5 separate regions of the Homo sapiens genome follow, and regions 2, 3, 4 and 5 are each linked to region 1. A link is a loop called in an ENCODE intact Hi-C map of the cell type or tissue named here. Cell type or tissue: Calu3. All regions are shown on one strand.

What was found. Peaks named below come from ENCODE experiments on the same cell type or tissue, not always from the same donor. Only the 100,000 strongest peaks of a DNase experiment are listed, where the experiment ranks them.
Region 2: a loop joins it to region 1, with 4 times the contacts of the local background. A loop is called at or near these places in 14 of 110 quality-filtered maps.
Region 3: it touches region 1 in a loop (4-fold over the local background); 2 of 110 quality-filtered maps call a loop at or near these places.
Region 4: it touches region 1 in a loop (2.9-fold over the local background); 2 of 110 quality-filtered maps call a loop at or near these places.
Region 5: a loop joins it to region 1, with 2.4 times the contacts of the local background. A loop is called at or near these places in 3 of 110 quality-filtered maps.

What each region holds. Positions count from the first base shown.
Region 1 is chrX:96,682,649-96,687,648 of GRCh38, forward strand. DIAPH2 (diaphanous related formin 2) reads left to right here and starts at 2,194. Exons shown (of 27, transcript NM_006729.5): 1 at 2,194-2,542. The coding sequence starts at 2,411. RefSeq lists enhancers at 1,982-2,697, 2,698-3,411. In Calu3, no CTCF peak of the experiment used is centred here; DNase peaks (open chromatin) are centred at 2,113, 2,823 and 3,253.
Region 2 is chrX:96,370,878-96,375,877 of GRCh38, forward strand. The region is part of intron 1 of LOC105373294 (a long non-coding RNA gene); the gene reads right to left. Among named protein-coding and RNA genes, the nearest start is that of DIAPH2, 310 kb to the right of the region's middle. In Calu3, a CTCF peak has its summit at 2,058 (motif pointing right); a DNase peak (open chromatin) is centred at 2,084.
Region 3 is chrX:96,750,339-96,755,338 of GRCh38, forward strand. All of the region lies in intron 3 of DIAPH2 (diaphanous related formin 2), which reads left to right. Among named protein-coding and RNA genes, the nearest start is that of DIAPH2, 68 kb to the left of the region's middle. In Calu3, no CTCF peak of the experiment used is centred here; a DNase peak (open chromatin) is centred at 2,653.
Region 4 is chrX:96,536,023-96,541,022 of GRCh38, forward strand. The region is part of intron 1 of LOC107985714 (a long non-coding RNA gene); the gene reads right to left. Among named protein-coding and RNA genes, the nearest start is that of DIAPH2, 150 kb to the right of the region's middle. In Calu3, no CTCF peak of the experiment used is centred here; a DNase peak (open chromatin) is centred at 2,519.
Region 5 is chrX:96,404,465-96,409,464 of GRCh38, forward strand. No RefSeq gene overlaps it. Among named protein-coding and RNA genes, the nearest start is that of DIAPH2, 280 kb to the right of the region's middle. RefSeq lists an enhancer at 1,280-1,871. In Calu3, no CTCF peak of the experiment used is centred here; a DNase peak (open chromatin) is centred at 2,757.

The sequences.
Region 1 (5,000 bases):
ATGTGCTTCAAAGGCTTCCTGTTCATATCTGTTATAGTGCAGTGCAGTTCTTTAATGGTCTGTCTCTCCCAGTAGGCTCTGAAGTTCTAAAAGGCGGAAACTGTGTCATCTTCATCCTTCTTACTCATGACACTCTGTATCACCTAGTGTACTCTAAGGAGCTGAAGAAATGTCTACTGGGCAGATTACTGAACCATGTTTGCGCTTGGAGGGCCCTCAGCTATGGACCACACCTATGGCACAAACAGGAATTACGCATTGGCTAAACAGGTCATGTCTTTCTGAAGCACCCATTTTGACTCAATTTTTCAGGAGAGGAGACATTTATATAAATTGTGTTTGTGTGTGTGTGTATGTAGTGAGTTGAATTCAAAATATACACTAAACTTTAAGTAAGTAAAACGGGAACTTCAACAAAGCAAAGTTACCATGGGGCTCCTTGAGCACCCTGTTTGGGAGCATGTATTCCCTCTTCTCTGCTGTCCTTTGGTAGCTTGCCACCTTAGGAGTAGAGAAGTCACACCTCCATGATTAAAAAGAAAGTCAGCCGGGCACGGTGGCTCACGCCTGTAATCCCAGCTCTTTGGGAGGCCAAGGCAGGCGGATCACCTAAGCTCAGGAGTTTGAGAGCAGCCTGACCAACACGGAGAAACCCCATCTCTACTAAAAATGCAGAATTAGCTGGGCGTGGTGGTGGGTCCCTGTAATCCCAGCTACTTGGGAGGCTGAGGCAGGAGAATCGCTTGAACCCGGGAGGTGGAGATTGCGGTGAGCTGAGATTGCACCTTTGCACTCCAGCCTGGGCAACAAGAGGGAAACTCTGTCTCAGAATTAAAAAAAAAAGAAAGTTAATGACAATGACAAAGCTAGAATTAAAGCTGTTTTCAGATATCTGGTGTTCTTTTCATTCTACTGCCCAAGTTAGCTGTCTCCTTGCACCTATAGCATGGTCAAATGCATCCTAATGCACTCTCAATAAATATGTTCAGATACAAATTCCATTCAGCATATTAAATTTAGGCCGAAGGGGAGAAGGTCAAAAGGAGTCATAGTCTGGAGATATCTTCAGTAATAGGTGTATGGCATGTTTATAGATTTCATATTTAAATTTACTTTATAGGTAGCTTTCCTAGCATATGTGCTCCTATTCTATGATGGTGGTTCATTCAAATCCTACCCACCCCGTCTAATGTTCTCAGTGTGTACCTTTACTTTTAAAGGGCATCATTTAAAGAGGATGGAAGAAATACAGTGTGGGTACTATATTTTGTCCTGAGGACAAAATGCTAGGTATGACGCAAGGACTTAAGACTATCGTCCCAACAGTGCCCTGCTGCTGCACAAAAACACCTAGCATTTGTCTAGGGATTTTCATTTACAACAAAGCTTTGACACACATGATCTTATTCACTCCCCACAACAACTCTAAACTAGTTCGGGAACCTGAAAATAGCACTCAATTCAATTGCTAGCTGTATGTAAGTGTTTTGGTTATAGAACCTAACAATCCCCTAGGGATTAAGCGGTGGGCGCCTGCTGCTTCAACAACCCTGCAGCAAGGGAATAAAGGAACAACTGTATTTCTTCGGTCACAACGTAATCACGACAACAGAAAGCACTCACTCTTTCCACTCTGACCCACACACAGTCTGTCGAGGCAATTAATCAGCACTCCCGGTGGTTTTCCTATAGGATGCCAGTTCCCTTGCCAATCAAGTCTTTCCACAGACTGTAGCAGGACCACACCCCCGGAGAGGCCTCAGGGAGGGAAGGTGCTGTGGCCCACAGAAGTGAAAGCTGATACTCAGGTTGACCCGCCAGTGAAACTTACAGGCGGATCTTCCCGGGCCTCAGTTTCCCCATCTCTAAAATGGGCTACCCTTCCTTTCTCTTGACTAGTTCCCTCCCTGTTCTCGCTGGGCCACTAGGAAGTGAAATCAGTGCCTAACCGCAGCTGAAAGTGCTCTGTTAGGCTCCAGTCACCGCGCCGGGCATGCTCAGTAGCTGGGGCCGGCTCGGCTGCGGGAGTAGGAAGCAGCTTTGCGCGCCCGGGCGGCCGATGCGGGCACTTTGAAGAATCACGTGTGTTGAGGCCCTCTTAAAGAGATAGGCACCTACTTTTCCCTCCACCCTAAACACCGCCCTGAGGGCGGCGGCGACCGTGGTAATTGCAACTGCTCAGGGGCAGGGCTTGCCCCAGCGCCGAGTAGTGGCAACGGCGTGGTTGCGTCGGGGGTGCCTGGGAGCCTGGAGTCCCGGGGGCCTGAAATCGGCAGCTTCCCGGGCAGACACTCTCTCCCTCAGGAAGAGGTGCCGCCGAGTCAGCGCGGGGCAGTGTGAGCGCCCCGAGGTGCTTTCTCAGTTGAGGAGAGGTGGGGTTACAGGGCACAGGTGACAGGGCCGGAGAAAGATGGAGCAGCCCGGGGCGGCGGCGTCGGGAGCGGGAGGCGGCAGCGAGGAACCCGGTGGGGGCCGGAGCAACAAGCGGAGCGCGGGGAACCGGGCCGCCAATGAAGAGGAAACGAAAAACAAACCCAAATTGGTGAGTGCTCCCGCAGCCCCCGCCGGCCTTAGGGACAGGGAGAGCCCCGGGATCCTCCTGCCATTGAACACGGGGGCACCCGGGGCCCCCTCCCAAGGATGACCGCGACCTCGCTGTGCAACTCGGGGAGCCGCTAAAGGAGTGGCCACGCCGAGGCGCGGAGACGGCGTGGGGGCGGAAGAGCACCCCCTTCTCTACTTAACCCCTTTCTCACTCTTGTCAGCCCGGGAGGCGGTGCGGGAAGGAGAAAGGCCCAGCCCCAACTTGGGGACACCCCGAGTACTGGGTAGGGCTGTTGTTTGTCTAACTTGTGGGCGCAAACCTTTGCGCGATTCCATTCTCCTCCCACTTCTTGTTAGTTGCTGTTTTGCCTCCTAACGCGTAGGGTCCGGGGCAGGGGAACCTCCCTCCTTTTTATTCCAAGTCCTTGGGAGCCCACCTACAGCTTCGCAAATCAAGAAGAACACTATTTATGCTCCCAGTCTTTCTACTTTACCAGAAATCTCAGGAAGAGGCGCCTACGTGCCTTTTTCCTCCTCCTTGCCTCTCTCCATGTGCTCTCCCAAGAAATGTTTCTTTGGAAGGGTGGGGGCGCGTGGGAGTTTGAGGCTGGGTGAGGTACCACCAACTGTCGAGTGTGTGTAATAGGCATAGTCATACAGTACTTCCACTTAGTTGATTAAGAACGCTCAAAAGCAGTAGGCACAAACTGTGCAAATCTCACCGTGCTGATAGTGTGAACCGATGGTAGCAGTCCATTTCCTGCCACTGAATGTGCAGAGGAATGAAATCGATGAGGCCTGGTATTGCATTGGGAAATACTGGAGTTTCCTCAGCTCATCAGAAGGGTTCCGCTTTTTGTAAACTTTCTAATTTGGGTGGTGTGAGGGGAAAGGGTTTTCCTGTACAAATTCAGCAGATACTCCTTAGAGCTGTATTCTTAGTCCAGATCCGAAGCACAAGCCACATGTTGAATGTATAGATTTCAGCTTTAACTACCAACTTGATTATAATAGACAAGGAGAGGGTGACATATAAATAAAGCCGTTTCTTATGGCATCTGGCCATTTGGTTTGGATCCAGTACAAAACTGTGGTTTAATCAGTGATTAAAAATTTAAGTAAAAAGTTAACTGATAGTTTCCACAAATGGTTTGGTACGTCTAGCAAGAATCTGCCACTTTTAAGAAGTATGCTTTCGAGAAAAAAAAAAACACTTATCTCTGTTAGTAGTAACACCTTGATTATATTCTTCTCTTCCCTTTAGCCATTTGTCCTGATTCATCTTTTATGTTTTACTTGCTTTGACAAGGTAACTAGATAGTTATGAGATCGTATCATTTTCAGTTCCTAGCTAACTTCACTGTTCCGGTTCCTAGCTAACTTCACTGTTCCGTGTTGAACATAGCTTGATACGGTAGAACAAGATTTGAATCCAAGAGTTTGTTAATATTAACATGAATTTTCTTTTTTTGCTCAAACATAACTTTTGAGCCTTACGTGATTTTACAAGCAGATGTGTCAGAGTTAACAAAAACAAATTTAGGAAGACATTGTGGCACATTTTAAGGCAAGCAAGTTGACCAAACAGTAAGATTTAGTAAGCTTTTCAGGAAAGAATTCATCTGGGATTCTTAGAAGTTTGCTAGTAAGATACAACTTTACTTAGATGAAATTTTTTTATTTTGAGTATTATGTTAATAATCTCTGAACTAGTCCTTAATTTGTGTGTGTATATGAGTGTAAAGGAGTTGTGGTATGGGATTATAAAAGAGAGCCATATGGTGATAGAAATTATTTGTGTAGGTGATCTTGGGGCATAGGGGTTCTTAAACTCCTGAAATTGTATGAAAATATTTGAGTGTATATGGGTACATTTATTTTTCTGGGCCCCATGGCTTTCATCAGTTTTTCAAAGGCATCCATTACCTATAGAAGAGTAAGAACTATGGCATTACAAAAGATAGAAAGTAAAGGAAAGAATAGTTGATTCCACTCTAAGTTACTGAGTAGGGAAGAAGGGGAAATGGCATTGACCACACAGGTGATTGATATTGAAACGAATTCTTCTAGTGGTAAAAAAGAAGTTAACTACTCAATGTCTACATAGATTAAAATTTCCGCTACAGAGGAAAATTAATTCAGTCGCTCCAGTATAATGGATTCATAAGGTATAAGGCTTGTGTAGTTTGGTTGTTTTCATTTAGTTCCTCAGAATTCTGGAAAAATGGAAATGGAACACATATTTTCTTTTCTTTTTTTTTTTTTGGGACGAAGTCTCGCTCTGTTGCCATGGCTGGAGTCCAGTGGCGCGATCTTGGCTCACTGCAACCTCTGCCTCCCGGGTTCAAGTGATTCTCCTGCCTCAGCCTCCTGAGTAGCTGGGATTACAGGCACGTGCCACCACACCCAGCTAATTTTTGTATTTTTAGTAGAGACGGGATTTCACCATGTTGGTC
Region 2 (5,000 bases), 310 kb before region 1:
ACATACGAGAGAACCCAGTGACCCCTCAAACACAACTTGACAAAATGTTCAGGGCGTGATTGTAGCTTAGTCATTAACACAAACTAATAATAGCACATATACTTACATGTACTTTTTGTTAAAACTGTTGTCAACACACTGAAAAGTGTGTATATAAGAAAAATATCAGGTATCAATTGCAGATGAGCCTTGGGGTTAAAAATATGTGTCTAGAGAAGAGTAAAGAAATCAGTGGTTTATAAGTTTCCCTCACTCCCCCATTATTCTTAAAAAAGCTTTGTGATAGAAGAGATTTAGCCAATTTGAGGATTTTTTCCCTGAAAAAAATGCCACTTCTAGTTTTTCTTCTGCCAATTAAATTATTAAATTATTATCTTCTGCCAATAAATATGTGGGTATAATAATCTGTAACAAAATTTTTTAAATCGTTGATTGGTTTCCCAGCAACCACAGAACTTCCATCTCTAATTATCTCTTGGTAATCAAATGTGAAATCACTAGATTAAATGAAGAGGAGAACACATATTTAACTCCAGGGTAAATATAGCAACATACAATCAAATCCCACATAATTAATCTAAGAGTAGAAAATGAAATCATATACCTTGTCCAAGATCACATAAGAGATTCTGACAAAGCAGAATATACCTAGAAGAGTGAACATGAGGTTCCAGTTAACTGAGCCAACCATACATTGATAGTCTTTATCCTTACAGTATGACTTTATGTTTTATGTTTCCAGGTAGAGAGACAACAATCTTAACCGAGAAACACTTCTCTAATGAGGAGTACTGCACAGGTATAAACTGTATTGCTTCAAACCTATGTCATGGCTCAAAAAAGGTACCATACTGTATGCTCAAAGGCACTGAAATAAAATGAAAACACAAATATATTCCAAGTCACGTAGTTGCAGAGGGATGAAATGAAACCACTGCTGCACTAGTATGTGGATTAATGTTGTCTTTTGCTGTCAATTCCAGCAAACACTACATCAAATTTGTAGCTAGGGCTGATTCATGTTATAATGTTCACTCTCAGATCTTTGTCTCCAGAAAGCCTACTCCACAGTTTATGAAGCTGGATAGACAAGAGTTATGCATAACCTCAGAAAAGCTAAGGGGCATCACATTCACTGGTATGGATCAGTGGTCAAATAGTTAATTATTTTGCTCACAGCAAAGAAGGAAGATTTTTCCATTTGAAGATTTTTTTACCCTATATACAACAGATTTGGGGAATGTACTGTATACTGTGCATCAGTTGGTTTAAAAAAATTACTGCAATCAACCTCCTAAAAACAGACATTGCAAAGGCTTATTACATTATTTTTAATACTTCTAAAATTCTATAAGAGAACAGATACAGTTCAGTTAAAAACAAACTCAAAATCCTAGGAGTATGAATCATTAAACATGCATACATAATGCCCAGACATCCCCTGAAAACATTGGGATTAAAGAAAAGAGGCTATGGTTTCTATAGAGAAATGCAAAAATCAAAAACACTTTTATCTGAAGTACAGGCTACCAGAAGCATAGGCTTAAGGGATCCTAAAGCAGCATAAATCAGCCAGGCAGACTGAAACCAACTGACCTACCTGTCAGGACCAAAGCAGAAGGCACTGCCGAGATCTATGGGGGAAAGGGGGAAGTGCATGGGGCCAACAGCATGCCACAGTAAATGCACTGTCGTCCTGCTGCACTGCAATTGCAGAATGGAGCTCAGGAAGACGGAGAAAGATGTTTGCTGCTCATCCACTTAAATATTAAGAAGTAGCCAAATAGTTCTCATCTTAGCCCTATGCTTGGCTACCAAGGAATGCCGTGGTGTATATCAATACCCATGGGTTACATCTCCGAAAATAACCCCAGTTGCTTCTCACAGAGGCTGAATAGACCTTTTAGAAACTTTGGGCCCAGCTATAAACCTTAAAAAAGGTAAAAATTTAAACTATATATATTTCCTACAAAGGGTTTATGTTTCGTTTGGTGGTGGTTCCTGTTGTTTCTAGCAGTAATAACTCGGCTGCAGTAATCCTGCAGCCAAGAAATTTTGCAACCTTCCCACTAGGAGGAGCTACAGGAACACAAGGATCAAGATTTGAAATGCTAGGGCTCTGGTTGTCAGGCTATAGTTTATGAGAAAACTATTTTCCAATTTACTTCAAGTAAGCGCTGGTCAGAACTATTTTAGAGCCCCACAAATGCAATCCAACTAATTTCAACCAATACCGTTTAAGCACCTACTGTGAGCAAGGCTCATTGCTAGATGTAATGAGGGACATGAAGATAAGTGACCCACAATACCTGCTCTCAAGTAGCTCATAAATTAGTGGTGGGGAGAGGGGGAAGGAAGGACAGGTGGCTACAACATATTCAGAACTACCTGTATTACAGCATGGAGTGTGATAAACTGCACAATGACGAATCTGAAAATAAAGCGACATTGTATTGATAAGGAGGATAAATCATACTTGGGTTGGGGGAAAAGTAGGAATTAGGAAATAGTCTCATGGACACCCTCAGCACTGTGAGTGATGGGAAGCATGCAAGTGCTTATTATATAATCTCAGAAATAGAAACCATTCAAGAGTTTAGGACCTTCTTTTGCTAGGTGGTTTCCGAATGCCCAAAAATAAAACAGATGGTCTCTGCCAATGATAGAAAGTTTCCATATGGCAGGTGCTTGGCTCCAGTGGATGCCTTGAGAGGAGGCCCATTGCCCCACACATTGTGTCCTCCACAATGAAATAGAGAAAACCATGACTTATATGACTATGATGTTTAATTGTATGTGTCATCTTGGAAGGTGTTTCTGAATCAAGTTAACATTTAAATCAGTGAACTGTGCATAAAGCAGACTGATCCTTGTAATGTGGGTGGGCCTCTTCCAATCCGTTGAAGGCCTCAATAGAACAAAAAGACTGGCCTGCCCAAACAAGAATGAATTATCCAGCACACTGCTTTCAGATTTTATGTGCACCATCAGCTTTCCTGGGTCTCTAGGCTGCCAGCCTTCCTACTGGAACTGGAATATCAGCTCTCCTAGGTCTCAATCCAGCTGGCCCACACTCTAAATTTTAGGCTTGCCATCCTCCATAATCATGTGAGTTAATTCTTTTCCTAATAGGATGTGTATGCATATAGAAAAAAATTTTTCTATATGCATACATATCCTAAGGAAAAGAATCTTATTGTCTCTGTTTCTCTGGAGAATCTTGACTAATACAAAGACTTTCTGGCATGCAGCTCATATTTGTGTATAAGAGTATTATATGATAATAAAGTATAGTAACTACAGTCTCTCATCATATGTGGTTCTTACTATGAAACCAGCTAAACAGAAATATTTCTCTGTTGATCTTAGTCCCCCAAGAGTGGAAGAGTATATCTTGGACCACAAGTCAGCCACATTGCCCCTCTGTCCCTCTTCCTGCCCAAACATTCATCTCCCCTTTATATATGGGCAAAGGACTACCCTTGCAGAGGGTTAATGTCAAAGATCTCATCTGTCCTTCTTGCAATTTTCCAAGAAATGTGGCTACCATATAACATATAGGTCCTCTTTTCAATAATGAAAATGCTTCTTTATGAAAAAAGCCTGCATTTTCTCTTGCATTGTCCTGGATATGCAAAATAAATAGATGCAATAAGTCAATTCACTAAATTTAGGCATTTTGTGACATATTCATTTTGTGGGCATGTGAAAGAATGTGTATATTTCATGCAGAGAAGAACAAGACATGAAGAAGCAGTAGGAATGGCGATTGTGGATGTGGCTCTAGAGTCGCATAGCCATGAGGACCATTGCCTTCTTTAAAAGTTATCTCTGGCTTCTTCTTCCTATTTTTCTAACCATTTTGTCAAGGTAGAATTGACATATAAAAAGCTGTACATATTTAATGTCTACATCTCAATGAATTTGGGGACAAATATATACCCATGGAACTATCACCACCATCAAGACCATAAAAATATTCATTATCTCCAAGTTTCCTCCCTGCTCCTTTATTATTATTGTGCTGTGGAGTTTTTCATTTGTTTGGGGAGGTTTTCTTCTGGTAAGATCACTAAGATCTATCCTCTTAGCAAATTTTAAATATACAATATAGTACTGTCAGCTACAGGCACTATGCCGTATAGTAGATCTCCAGAATTTATTTATCTTGCATAACTGAAACCTTTAACCATCCACTGGAGAATAAGGTCCTGCTCCTTCCCTCAGGTGCCTTCTCTGTGCTGTACCATGTTTCTCAAAGTGTGAAATATAGGTAGATACCTCAGACCACAAAAGCTCCAAGGTTCCAGGGCTCAAACTCAGATCTACTGAATCTGAATCTTGAAGCATGGGCCCCAAGAATCTACATTTTTTAACATACCACTCACATACATTTAATGCACCCTGCACCCTAAAGGTTGTTCATCACTACCCTAGCCCACAGGCAGACTTACCATGAAACTAATGAAGCTTTAGGTCCCCCAACTTGCCCAGGTCCCTTCTAAGAATCTTCACTAATTTTTTATTGGTAAATGTTTATTTTTTTTATTTTTATTTTTTTTGAGACGGAGTCTCGCTCCGTCGCCCAGCCTGGGGTACAGTGGCCCGATCTCGGCTCACTGCAAGCTCCGCCTCCCGGGTTCACACCATTCTCCTGCCTCACCCTCCCGAGTAGCTGGGACTACAGGCCCCTGCTACCATGCCTGGATAATTTTTTGTATTTTTGGTAGAGGCGGGGTTTCACCGTGTTAGCCAGGATGGTCTCGCTCTCCTGACCTCATGATCCACCTGCCTCAGCCTCCCAAAGTGCTGGGATTACAGGCGTGAGCCACCGCGCCTGGCCAATGTTTATTCTTTTTTTAAAGATCCCTTCTCTAAAGTGTTTAAGTATTAGGTACCACAATACCTGGATGCACCCCTGCTTTGGGCCATATTTGCAAAGCAAGTCAAACTCAAATTAGTTAAATTATTAGATGATAAAAAACCTTATTATGCCCCTC
Region 3 (5,000 bases), 68 kb after region 1:
TTAAAATACTTTATCTTGAAATAACCAGAAATATCTCTGGTTTTCATGTTAACTTCCTATTTCATTTCAAAATATTGTAAATATTTTATTGTATTTGAAATATCTTGCTTTTATTTAAAGAAGAACAATCTTCTTGACTCTGTAGTATTCTGTATACTTCAGTTTCAACTTCTTGCAATGGCCTTGAATTTTACGTGTAGGTTTACCTGACTCAGGAATCCTTCCCTCATAGTTTTTCCACAAAACCTCTTTTTATTAAATAAATCATTTATTTTGGTTATGTGTTTTCTCTGTTAAATTGTTCTAACGGTGACACAAAGAAAAGTAGTTTATATATGTCATTATGGAAACAATCTAGCAAATACTATAAGGTGAGGTGTTTTTAAAAAGGTTATATTTTTATCCAACTGTATAGTAAACCTCCTACACTAATTGCTTAAATACTTGCTTTAGCAAATTTTCAGTAATGATCTATACGTGTCTTCTGATACGTCAGTATTTGCTGACAAAGAAATGTACTTCAGCTTCCTGCCATGTTGTTTTGCATGGATTGTTTCAGCTGCTTTTACCAAGTGTTTCTCTAATGCCATGGTACCTTTTGTCAGTTGTTATTAAAGAAAATTCATGAGAAGCTTCTAAACACATATCATTAAGTTTACAAAGTATCACTAAGGTACTGGATTTGAGTATAACATTCTAATTATTGCGGAGAAAAATGACGAATGACTGAGAATTGAAGAATGAATGAATGAGAATACAAATGAATGAATAGGCAGCTGGTTCAACTTTTGACCTTCTCATTTGATCCTATTCTTATGGCTTCTCAGTAATAGCTTTAAGAATATAATGTTTGCTGAAGTGAAGGAATTTGTCTATAATAGGAAATTGTATCATGGCATATGAGAAGCATAAAAAAATGGTTTAGTATTTACAAATGTGGCTTTAAAAACATTATAGGCTGGGCGCGGTGGCTCAAGTCTGTAATTCCAGCACTTTGGGAGGCCGAGGCAGGCGGATCACGAGGTCAGGAGATCGAGACCATCCTGGCTAACACGGTGAAACCCAGTCTCTACTAAAAATACAAAAAATTAGCCGAGCGTGGTGGTGGGCGCCTGTAGTCTCAGCTACTCGGGAGGCTGAGGCAGGAGAATGGCGTGAACCCGGGAGGCGGAGCTTGCAGTGAGCCTAGATCTCGACACTGCACTCCAGCCTGGGTGGAAGAGCGAGACTCTGTCTCAAAAAAAATAATAATAATAATAAAGAAAAAATAATAAAAATAACATTATAAATGGTCAACTAGACTTCAGTGTTTTGTTTTTTTTTTTTTTTTTTTGAGACGAAGTCTCGCTCTGTCGCCCAGGCTGGAGTGCAGTGGCGGGATCTCGGCTCACTGCAAGCTCCGCCTCCCGGGTTCACGCCATTCTCCTGCCTCAGCCTCCCAAGTAGCTGGGACTACAGGCGCCCGCCACTACGCCCGGCTAATTTTTTGTATTTTTAGTAGAGACAGGGTTTCACCGTTTTAGCCGGGATGGTCTCGATCTCCTGACCTCGTGATCCGCCCGCCTCGGCCTCCCAAAGTGCTGGTATTACAGGCGTGAGCCACCGCGCCCGGCCGACTTCAGTGTTTTTTAAAATCACAAAATACTACATTTTTTCTCATGTATTATAGATATATCAAATGTTAAACATGCTAAAAGCTTGCTTTTGTTTTGAATACCATAAGAAATCAGTATGTTTAGAAATAGTTTCATATTCAATTACGCTGTTTAGAGTTAATATTGAATTATGAATATTGCTCTATTTAGCTTTATTATTGTATTATGGATCTGGAGTTAATGATTTGGAAGTGTTAGCTGCCTAATTAGTAGAATGTATCTTATTTCTATAGAATAAAATGAGTCATTATGGTCTTTTCACATGAATGATACTCATTTCCAATCAACCTATGCAGCAAATTTATAAGTATAAAAAACTGTTGCTGATTCTAAAGCAAGTTAATATATTTAAAGAAAAGGTCTTAAATATCACATTGGTTCAACAAATATTTATTAAATGTTTACTGCATTCCAGGAATTATGCTCTTTGCTAGGAGTACAAAGATAAGTAAGTTCCTATTTTCAGCTTCGAGTTTAGAAGAGATAGATTTATCACATAATTTCAATGTAAGTGACACATAAGGAATTAATATGGAAGACTAGGATAAGGGTAATTATTTTCAAATCAGGTGCTTTAGGAGAAGTCTTCCTGAAAAATTAGTGGTTGAGCACAGTCTTGAAGTATAATAGCCAGATGTGAATTTGGAGGGGGCAAGGATGGGCATTAACAGATGGAGAGGATGGTAAAGATGACCACATTTCAGGCAGGGAGAACAGCGCATCATGAGCAAAATAATGAGTGTGTAACAACACAGTTTATGTAGCAAAACTACAAACAACCTAACATTATTAAAACATAAGGGGTAAGATGAAAAGCGGTTAAAAGGCTGAGGTTGGGAGGTGATAACGCTAATAGCTAGCATTCTTTGAAAGCTAGTTAATATACACCAGGCTTGTCATGCATGATCACACCCAGTCTTGACAACATTCCTCTGAGGTGTATAATCTTACATTGCTCTTATTGTCCTGCCTGCCTCCCTACAAAATAATTCTGTGATGGCGTGATATCAGCAGTGTGTGCCATTAAAAACTGAATGGGTACACGGTAATGTAGAAATGTCACTGGAAGCAGAGAAACTCTCTACCTAGAGACTGCCAAAGGTGACGCCACCACACTCTTAGGCCAGGCTGTGAAGTATACAAATACAGACACTTAATCTTGTCACTGTTCCAGAGTTGATTCTACTTGGAGGTTGCGGATTGATGATAACCACATTTACAGGAGACTGAAATTTAACCAGAATTTTTTTAGGCAATAGAGACATAGCCCAGCATATGTGAGCAGAACATAGGGATTTTGATGAAAACAAAAACAATATGAGTCAGCAGAATGATGTACTTGGCCAGTAAGATAATAAAATCAAGAGGGTGAATTAACAGAGGTGTAAGTATTTCAAGGTGAGGGAGGTGGACATTCTTTCCTACCTTGCATTTGTTAAACCACAGAGTATTTGAGAGAGAGAGAGATGTGGACACCAACCCATGTTACATGAAGATAAGTTGAGTACTTTAGCCTGAAAGAAGGAATGTGGTCTTCAAATAACATTTATGTGGCTCTTGAATTAATTTCCTTCTGTCCAATCTGAGTTTTCTTCTTAGTTCGACTCTTATCTCTAGTCACTTAAATTACTTCAGCCCAAATTATTGAACATAAGAAAAATCCACTCTGGCAGGTTTAAATAGAATATAATTTTAGAGGATATTACGTAGTCTTGAATTAACAGAGTTGCAGAAACAGGCTCTAGATAACATTATAGGACTAACTTCCAGAACCACACAACTGAAATACAGTTCCAATTAAGGAGCTCTTATCCCAGAACTATTTGATCAAAATGTCTTAATGAAAAAGACACAGTTAATGCCATCAGTTCTGTAACAACATCACCTCTGTTGCCACCTACATCAGCAAAATGAATGGCCTATTCGTGGCCTGCTTCCTCACATAGTTCACTTCTAAATCTACACCTCCTATGCATGCATTTTATTGGTGGAGACTAAGCCACATGCCTGCACTCTAGTTAAAAGGGAGACTGACAAATGTAGTTTTTATGGATTCTACCTTTGTCAGGTGGGACTGACAATGTGAGGATGTATTAAATTGTAGAGGGTATGTTCAAGTGATGTTGAGCAGCAAAAAATGACACATGACCGCTAGAGTTTCCTGACCGGTCTCCTTCCTTCCAGTCAGATTTTTTTCATCCTTTGAGACCCACAACCTGGTGAAGACTTCTCTGACCTTTCCATCTGCCCTGTGTTTCCAAAGAATCTGATACATGCCTCAGTTAGAATTATTTGTTACTACTGGACCATAAATTATTTATTCAACAAACATATATAGCATTTACTAAGTATCAGGCATTGTTCTAAGTGCTTTATAAATAATATGTAATTTGAGTATAAAAACAGTCTACCAGATTAGACAGCCTAGCATAGTTTCTGGTGTGTAGTATGTGTTCAGTAAATAAGTGATTCAGAATTTTAAAAGAGAAGAAAAAAGGTCATGCCACCCACCTTAACACACATTATTTTGTTGTACATATTTCATGTCCAATCATTGAAGGAAAAATTTGGCAAAAATTAAACTACCCTAAGATGAGTGGGGCTGTCTGAGGACGTAGGGAGTACACTGTCAGTTGAAATAGATACATATGCTGGGTGTGGTGGCTCACGCTTGTAATCCCAGCACTTTGGGAGGCCGAGGCGGGTGGATCACTTGAGGCCAGGAGTTTGAGACCACCCCAGCCAACCTGGCAAAGCTCTGTCTCTAAAAATACAAAAAAATTAGCTGGGTGTGGTGGTGCGTGCCTGTAATCCCAGCTACTTGGGAGGCTGAGGCAGGAGAATCGCTTGAACTTGGGAAGCGGAGGTTGCAGTGAGCCAAGATCAGGCCACTGCACTCCAGCCTGGGCAACAGAGCAAGTCTCCACCTCAAAAAAAAAAAAAAAAAAAAAAAAAAAAAGGAAATAGATACAGAACATAGATGAGCATCTGTGGACCACATTATGAGTGCTATCCAACCTAGTTTCTGTGATTCTACTGTGATTCAACAATGCCAGAGCCTATGAGAGAGAGATGAAAAAGATGTCTTCTGCCTTCTAGTAAGTCATTAACAAGTAAAATATCCAAATGAGAAATAACATTAGATAGAAAAGTGGGGATAGGGACAGTGATCCAGATAATTAGGAAGAAAGGTCATGTATATATACACAAAATTTATAGGTATTGACTATGAATGAATCATCATAGGAGTTGCTGCAGTGGTTGCAAATATAGATTTTTGCTGTCAACAAAGTTATTATTCAATAGATAGATGCAATTTGTCTACTTTTGAGGATTGTCTTCCAC
Region 4 (5,000 bases), 150 kb before region 1:
CCCCACAGTGGTCAATACACTGTTCTACTCTCTCCGTCTTTCACATGGACAGAAATTGCTTTCTTTCTTGAGTTCAGCAGAGATTTGGCTTTTTCTAAGGCAGCCCTCTGGGACATTCTGAAAGCTTTCAGAAAGATTGTATCACTTATTTGTCTGCCACAAAGAAATGCAAGCAAAAAGCCAAGTGTAAGTAACAGCTAGACATTACATGGCAAGCCCTACTCCCTCTATGCTCAGGTCAGAGCTTGGCTGTTTAGTTCTCAATCACAGAATAAGTCATTGTTACTCTTTGGTAGAAGAAAGCAAACTGAGGAAAAGAGAAGTAACCCTTTTAGGGAAAAAGAAAGATCAGTAAAACTCAATAGTTGGCCTTCATCAGTTGGAGTGCAGGCTTCTATCTTCCCTTTCAAGAATATGTATGGAAGTGCTCGCCTTTTCCTTCAATCAAATCAATGAAAATTTTCTTCATGTGCTAATGAGAATTTTGAAGACATTTCTGAATGAATTTTGACATCATCTTTATGATTAAAGGAAATATGTTTAAATGGAAGTTTGGAAGATTGCAGCAAAACATCATCAAAACAAAACTTAGCATTTCAGCTCAGGAGGCATCTCATATTTGTGTGTTAAAGGTTGTATTTTGAAAGTCCTATTTATTATAAAAACTACCAACTACTGTGAAAAGGTTTATTTCAAAGACTCAGTGAGGCTTCAAAGAACATAGCACCCAGCATAACATAGGCAGTCAATCTACTGAATGACTCAATGAATTAAGGACTTAAGATTTTAGTGTTTCAAAAATTCGCTAAATGGTACTTTGCTTCAAACATTTGTATAAATCTGTATCTCTCTGCAAACTAATATACACTGATGGCATGTCTGTAGAATTGAATTATATATGAACTGTATATAATTCTACTTTCTCTTCGGCTGGCTATATTTCTAGGAAAGCTCCATTTCTTTCTCCATTTATCTTCCTTTTCAAAGACCACTTCTCATGCTCTTCTTCCTTAAGGTTTTACAGGTTATATAGACTGATGTCTCTATATGTATATGTTTCCTGCTATACTAGGAACTTTTTAAGAAAAAGAGAAATTTTATTTGGCTTTCTATTCTGTTCTAGCATGGCACCCTACAGCTAACTTTATCATTCGGTATGCTAATTGCCCATTTGCTTAGAGAGGTACAGCACTCTCATGATAAGATTTGAACCTTTAGATTTAGCCATTCCAGAACATCTTCATCATGTAAGTCAATAAACAAGTTTGAATTGGTTTTTGTCCCTTGAAACCCAAAGACCGCTCATAAAATTGATACTGGGCTGGGAGCGACAGCTCACACCTGTAATCCCAGCACTTTGGGAGGCTGAGGTGGGAGGATTGCTTGAGCTCAGGAGTTCAAGTCCAGCCTGGACAACATGGCCAAACCCCATCTCTACAAAAAATACAAAAATTAGCCAGACATAGTGGTGTGTGCCTGTAGTCCCAGCTACTTGGGACACTGAGGTAGGAGGATCACCTGAGCCCAGGGAGGTCAAGGCTTTAGTGAACCGTGATTGTGCCACTGCACTCCAGCCTGGGCAGCAGAGTGACACCCTATCGCAAAAAAATTGATATTGATATCTAGAAGAGTGGTACTGAAAAGTAACATATCACAAAAGTGGAACTGGTCGATTGTGATTAGAATGCAGGACATTAAAGATTCTCTTGTCTCCAGCTGGAAAATAGGCAAGCTCTATTTTGCAGTAGCTTATTAAACTGTTCCTATTGTATCCTAGGATTCAGACTTTGGGTACTTGATATAAATACTTCAGGTTATTGAATTTCATTGATTACTGCTTTTGATCTTGAATAAGTGCCTATCAGGAAGATAAAAGCTGTGGCCCAAGCTTATGTGTCTGAAAGTACATAAGGAGACACCTTCTGCTTATGGCCAGCAATACAAAATGACTGACAGATAACCATGAATCTTACCAGGTTGGAAGTGCTGTATACTCTGCTCCAAGCTAAACTTAATGTGAGTAAAGTTTACAAAACAGGATATATCACAAGAGATAAGACTGGTACTAATCCCCTAGCTCCTTACCTATGACTTTATCCTGTGCATTTCCTGTGTGACAAAGAGCACAACTACCTGCATTTTAAAGAACAGTTCATTGGGATTCTGCCACGGGCAAGAGACAGATGAACTTTATCTCCACCACACCCTAACCTACTATTACTTGTATTATCCCAAGAATGAGCAAGACAGATGCCATTTAACTAAGCGTTGAGTCAATGGTCAAAGCCCTAGGTCTGTTGCCTAAAGACAGAAACTCTGAGGCACAGATTCAAGGGCCATTGAAACAGCCAAGCATAAAAGAGTCCTTGGAGAATCTCCAACCGGCCTGCGCACTGGAAGAACAGGGTGGAGCCAGGAAAGTTCGCACCATTTGCAGGGGGGAGGAGCCTGGCCTTTCCTGTTCCTGTGTGGTGACCTGGAATTTAATCGATGAGGTGGAGAGCCTGTTAGCAGGACTTCATCTCACTTTGCTGTGTTGTTTTTCCTTTTTCCTTTTTGCCCAATAAATTCTGTTACCCCTCACCCTTCAAAGTGCCTGCGAGCCTAATCTTTCCTGGTCGTGTGACAAGAACCGGTTTTTCCTACAACACCATGACTCACGGAGATATGTGTCTTTGGTTACCAGCCCGTAACGCTGACCAGATGCAAATTGGTAAAAAGCCGATTAAGGTTTTAAATGGATTAGATTGATAGTCTGCATGAAAATAAGCCAAAACAGTGGAACACAGTGCCAAGAGACAGACATTCTACTGACATTGGTAGAACCCCTAAATTTCCCTGTTAAATGAACCAACGTTTTCGTTTTTGTTAAAGTCCATTTGATGTGGGTTCCCATCACTTGTAACCAAGAGTCCTGACTAACACAAGGTTGAAGGGAATAGGAAGGAAATTAAACTATATTGAAAACTTATTATTTGTCAGAAACTGGGTAAAGTGATTTCCTGTATTCCTATCTAATGTTCACAATAACCCTGTGAGGTACGTAGTATCTTCCCTCATTTTGTTTAAAGGAAATTGAAGTTCACAACATAAGTACACAATAAGTGCCTATGGCCACATCGTTAGTAAGTGGTGGATTCAGGATTCAACCAAGTCTGTTTGATGCTAAACCCATACAGTACTATTTCTACTATACCACACTTCTCCTCCATAAAATGGAGATAATAACAGTGCTTGCCTTACAGGATTATTGTAAATGCTTAGAATATTGTTTGGCACATAGTAAATTCTGAAGCAACAAAATGCAAAAGGATAAAATAAATAAATAGGCAAACAGTGGATCCTTGACATGAGAATTTAATATCATCTATGAATGACAAGCTGTTTGAACCTGGAAAATTCTGTGATGTCTAATGGCCTCCATTATTTAAAATCTGTAATCAGAAGATGATTATATTCACTCTCCAGCTTAAAAAAGATTAATTATAATTGCTGTAAATTTTTAAAATATAAAAGCCACCTATAGTCAAAGCAGATTTAGTTGCCCTGTTTTTCAGGAAGGCAAAAGCTGTTTATTGTATTAGAAAACACTATTTGGACAGCATAGTTCTTTTAGGGTTTCAAGCTGGGAATTTTTAGCATCCACATTATAAATATTTCTCACTACATAATACTACATACATGGCTCAAACTTACTGATATCTTAACTAGAATCTGCCTGAAAATTTAGGCAACAGCAACTTGCTTTATGCAGAGTTTCAAGCTATAAAATAAATTATTCATAATGAGTTAATTATTATCTCAGTGTGCCATCATTTCTATTTTTTAAATGATATTCAAAAGATTAAATACCCAGGAATTTAATCATAATTTGCATACACTAGTTTTAAAAATAAGTAACAGCCTCTAATTCAATGCAAAATTACAAAATTTTCCAGATGAAAGATAACCTTGACACTGTAACCCAAATAGAGAATTTCCCTATAAAAAAAGCTAATGACCAACCTCAATTGCTTGAGGCCTTTTTACAGTTTATTTCAATACATTGCCTCATATTATGCTTTCCTATGAAAAGTGGCAAAAACTATACCTGTAATTTTGTTTGGGCCTGCGATTTTCATTCAGCACATGGAGGATTGGGCTTAAATAATTCTCTGAATTCATGCCTCCACTTTCTTTTCTCTTGAATATATAGGTACTTCTTTATCACAAAACAATGACTGAATGCAGTGTCCCCTCCAAATTACTTAGACTTGCATGGAGTAGAAACTGCCAGGTCATTGCAGCAGTTATTATTTCCTCTCTGAAACCACTGTGAAACAGAATGACTGAACAGGAAAAACTCAGGCATCTCTGTGTCCTCCAGTCTCCAAAGCAAGTGTTTGTGATAACTAATTCTCTACACGTAAAGAGAAGAAGCAAGGTCTAAGTCTTATCAAATACAAAACACAGCATTGTTTCAACTTTGAAAGTAAATAATATCTTGAAGTAAAAACTTTATGACTTCTCATATTTACCTTACTAACAGATTATAGTTTGCTCTAGTACTTCTTCCTGCTCAGAAAAAAAAATAACTGAAACATATGGAGAAATTATACAGAATTAAATCATTTTATTTTGCAAGTATATGTATTCCTTTGAACATGTTACAGATCAGAGTTAATCCTGGTTCTCATAATTTACCACTTAATCTTAGAAATGTATTTAACCAAAACTTACTACAAATTCAAAATATTAGTGTCTGACAACTCTATTTAACATTTTCACATTAACATTCTATACTTTATTACAGCATCGACACAATATTCCATACTGCTTCTTCAAAAACAAAACATATTTGCTATGATTCTAACCAAATAGTGCCTAGACATCAAAAGAAAAGCTTTTCCTAGTTTTTCCTCCTTTAAAAATACTCATAGAATTTACTGGAGAGGAAAGGAAGAAGCCTAGATCAAAGTTTAATTTTTTAACGCCACATGTTCCCATTTTGTGACATAGAG
Region 5 (5,000 bases), 280 kb before region 1:
CCTTTTTACAGATGAGAACACTGAGGCTGAGCTGAGGTTAAGTAATTTATTCAAGGTGAAATAACTAGAAAACAATAGATCTCAATTAAGTTTTGCCTGTTCTAACTTTAAAACATACACATAGTCCTCCACTTCTGTCTACATCCCCTACAAATTCAGCACCTATCAGGCAGAACTAACTTTTTAAAAATCTAAATCATGTCATGTCAAACCCTACTTAAAATTTCCTCTAACGGCTTCCTGATATGATTAGAGTAAAAAACAAAATCCTTACCCTGGTCTACAAAGACATGATAATCAGACCCCTACCTTCCTCTAGATCCTAATCTCTTGCATGTCAGCCCTTTAGTCACTTCAATCCAGCCACATCAGCCTTCTGTCTGTTTCTAAAACGCATCAAGTTCATTCCCACATAAGGCCTTTAAATCAGCTATTCCCTTTTATTGGAAGTCTTTGCCTCAGATATTCACCTCACTAATTCCATCTTCTGCATAGCACTTACCACCATCTAAAGCTATCTGTAAAATGTATTTTGTTGTTGTCGTTACTGTCCTCTGTCTCTCCTGTACCCTGCTAAAGAGTAAGCACCATGAGAGCAGAGGACTTGCCAACACTCATCACTACTATGGCCCAGGTGACTAGAACAGTGCCTGGAATGTAGGAGCTCAATAGATATTAACTTATCAAATCCAATTTTGTCAGACTTCAGAGCACTTAGCTCTTAACCACAATGCTAACTTCTTTTTTTTTTTTTTTTTTTTTTTTGGAGATGGAGTTTCACTCTTGTCACCCAGGCTGGAGTGCAATGGCGCGATCTCTGCAATCTCCACCTCTTGGGTTCAAGCGATTCTCCTGCCTCAGCCTCCCAAGTAGCTGGGATTACAGGCATGCGCCACCACACCTGGCTAATTTTTGTATTTTTAGTAGAGATGGGATTTCCATATGTTGTCCAGGCTGGTCTCGAACTCCTGACCTGAGGTGATCCACCCGCCTCTGCTTCCAAAAGTGCTAGGATTACAGGTGTGAGCCACCACGCCCGGCCCACAATGTTAACTTCTTAAACGATAGATTTGTTCACCTTACTTCTTTCTTCAAAAATCACCACTATTGCCATTTTCTAGAAAATAAAGTTCCAGCTGCTCAGTGTTGCTTTCAGGGGCCTTCACATCTAGCCTGTCTTTCCATCTGACCTCCACCTGCACCTCACCTCATGTGTTATGACTGAAACACAGCAAAGGATCTGAATACTCCCCATACTTCACACTCTGCACTTCCCCACACTGCCACCTCCCCTGACTAACCATTTCTACCTATAAAATATGACATACATCCTTCACAGCCAAGGTCAAACCGCACTTCTTATCCAGAACTTTCCTAACCCTGAAACTGCCTTTGCAAAAATTATTATCAGTGAGAAAAATTCTAACAATAAGCTGAGCTACCCTGCCTTCCCTATCTTGCCTTTCCCTTAGTTATTCCTGGGCTATTGGGCCAAGCTCACTTTGGAAGACCTTTAGGCTATTATTTAAATGATAATAGGCCTTGCCCAAAACTCAATCACCTTTGTAAAGCTAACAGGAGGCCATCAGGCTGAGGGGAGGAGGGGCCCCTGAGTCCTGCTAAGGTGCAGACACAAAGGACTGTCAGCCATTATTTTGGAAGTTATAAGATCTGCAACTTCCCCAATTCTTCCTACAAATAATACTACTATTGTAGATTGACCTTTTGGGATATCTCTTCAGTTTTTTTGCATGTCTGACATCCATCGCTCCACATGGACCCACCAACCGCACTCCTGTGGCCCCATCCAGAAGGGATTCAGTCCACTAGAGGACAGCTTCAACCCCCTAAGATTTCATCTCAGCCCTACCCAATCAGCAGCAAGCACCTGTTACCCGTCCATCCCCACCCCTTCCCCCAAACTGCCTTTGCAAAACTCCCAAACTAGGAGGTTCCAACCAGATGATTTGAGTAGGAACTCCATCTCTCATCTGAGGTGGCCGGCCTCATGTCTATTAAACTCTTTCTCTACTATAGTGCCATAGTCTTTAGGCAGCAGGCAGGAAGAACCCCTTGGGCAGTTACAACCCCCTCAGACATAATTAATTTCTCCCTCTATAATTCCCCCCCATGGTACTGTGTAGATCTTAAAACATTCACTACAATGTGCCTCGCAAGAAAGTTAACTGTCTCTGCCTCCAGATTGTTACCACTGTTATCTTATTTTCTGTCATGTTTTTTTAAAATACAGGATCTAGCACATAATGTTTACTCAAATATTGAACTGAACTAAACGTTTGTGGGCTCTCACATCCCTTTCACCACTCATGTATGCTGGTTCTATTATATTACATTTTTCCCCTTGCTTCTTAATTGCTTTAATTTATTTGACTTGGGTATGTAATTTTTCCCCAAGCTAGATTTTAAGATAGTGAAGACTTCTGTTTCTATTCCTTGTCCTTTCTCTTGTCAACAATACCCCTCTACCCTGTGGTCCCCCATTACTGCTCCTTTACATTTAACCTGTTGCTGAACATGTAGGGAGTATATTCTATATAACAATGAGTGAAGAATAACTGACTACACAAATAAATAAATGGATTAAAAGAAGAGTTCCACTAGGTTTAGTGTAAGTTTAAAAAAATAGCATCAAAGTAGTCCAACTAGTTTTTCCCTTTCTGTGTTTCAAGTGGAACAATGGTTAATCAGAGAGGCGGGGTATGATAGCAGCCCTGGGCTACTGGCCAGAGGGAGGAACAGGAGATCAGAGTCTTTCCCTCACGATTTCTGGCAGATTTGCAGGGAGGTTTAAGAGCAAAGATTAGATCAAGCTGACAAAGCAGGGTCAGGGTATTATTTGCATTCTCCTCCCTCCATACCTTCAACTCCCCCAACGCAGACATGAACAGCTTTGGGATGGGTAAATGCATAAATTGATTTTCCCTAGCATTATTATTTGAGGAGACCATGGAAGTCTTGAAAATAGCTACTTCTCAAGAGTAACCATTTGTGGAGAAAATAATGAAAACCGATTACGTTTACGAATTTTATGTGTATCTCTAGAAGGATAGATAACTATCAAAATATTAGTGGACTGGTAAATAGTGGTTAATTAAGAGGTTGCAATGGCCATGTTTATTTGTTTTTTAAACATAAAATTTAGTCTGGACAAGCATCAATATTTAAGACATCTCATTTTTGCCCAAAATGGCTTATGGCCCAGTCTGGATGAGTCAGACCAAACAAATGTCTCCTGTGTATTTCCAGAGTAAACATTTCTCAGAGGCAGAACTCTGCCCTCAGCCTTGCCTATTAACACATAAGACTGCTTGAGCTTTTCCATAAACATAAGGAAGAGGAAGAAAAGGCTGAGGAGGAGGGAGAGAAATATAAGGCAAAGTTTCTTAAGGAATAAATTAAACATCGACCCTCTTGAGGAAAACCAGCAGGTTTGACTGTTTTTGTGTTTGGTGAATTGTATATCTATTTACTGTGGAAAGACCTCCTTAGCCATAGGCAAAAAACAACACCAACAACAAAAGAAACCCAAAAATTAAACACCAGGAATTGGACAAGTGACTTAGCCTCTGAAGACAACCTCGAATAACCATCAAACTCTAGTTAGGTAACTCTTTGGCAAATAAAAAATAAAAATCAAGACAAAACCACCAAGATGCCTAAGTATGTGCAGTAGCATCTCCAGGCGGACATTTCCTGATCCAGACTGTAAATAAGAGGAAGCAAAAGAATGATGAATAATGGACAATGAAGCATGTCAATCCTGTGGTAGCTAAAGAAAGGGATTTTTACCCTTAGAATCAGAACAGTCTCTTGATGACTTAGTATAATTATGCTATCAGCCAGCAAACACACAGAATATTCTTGATTGCACCAGGTCCTTAATACACCAGCAAAACCATCAAATAAGGAACTGTTAACAGTCCAGTAAAGAACAGCAGCATTTGAAAAGGTCTGTCTTTTAGGTTTTAAAATAAAATTCCCAGGCCCGGTGTGGTAGTTCATGCCTGTAATCCCAGCACTTTGGGAGGCCAAGTGGGGTGGATCACTTGAGTCCAGGAGTTTGAGACCAGCCTGGCCAACACAGCGAAACCCCTTCTCTACTAAGAATGAAACCACCTTTGCAAAAATTATAACTGAGGAAATTATGACACTGAAAGAGATCATACCTAATCAACTCCATCTTGCTTCTAACCTTTCAGCTGTCCTTGTTCATCCCTGTGCAAAGGCTGAATTAACTTTGGGAAAGAATTCAGTTTACGGTTTGACTCTGAAACAAAATTGATAGTAGCCCTTTCCCAAAAAGACCCCCTTCTCACCTGGGGACCAGTCTGCCTTTGCAGGACTAACAAATTAGCTATAAGATTAGAAATTAAGGTTAAGGAGTCATGCAGCCTCTGACTGCAAGAGTCTGAACCTCCCCAAATTGCTCCTAGGGATAACATCACTGTTGTAAAACCTAAGATCAGTGCTTGAGATATTTTGCAGACCCTGCACTGGACAGATCAGCCAACACCACCCAGACAGGTAATCTGGCTGAACCAGCTCTGCCATCCCACCCAGGAACAGAAGACAGCAAGAAAACCTCACTTCGACCCCCTGTGATTCCATCTCCAACCTGACCAATCAGCACTTCCCACTTCTCTATCCCCTACCCACCAAATTATATTTAAAAACTCTGATCTCCAAATGTTTGGGGAGACAGATTTGAGTAATAATAAAACTCCTTTCTCCCGCACAGCCGGCTCTGTGTGAATTACTCTTTCTCCATTGCCATTCCCGTCTTGATAAATCGGCTCTGTCTAGGCAGCGGGCAAGGTAAACCCATTGGGTGGTTACAAAAAAAAAAAAAAAATTAGCCAGACACGGTGGCGCACACCTGTAATCCCAGATACTGGGGAGGCTGAGGCACAAGAATCCCTTGAACCCAGGAGGTGGAGCTTGCAGTGAGCTGAGATTGTGCCACTGCACTCCAGCCCAGA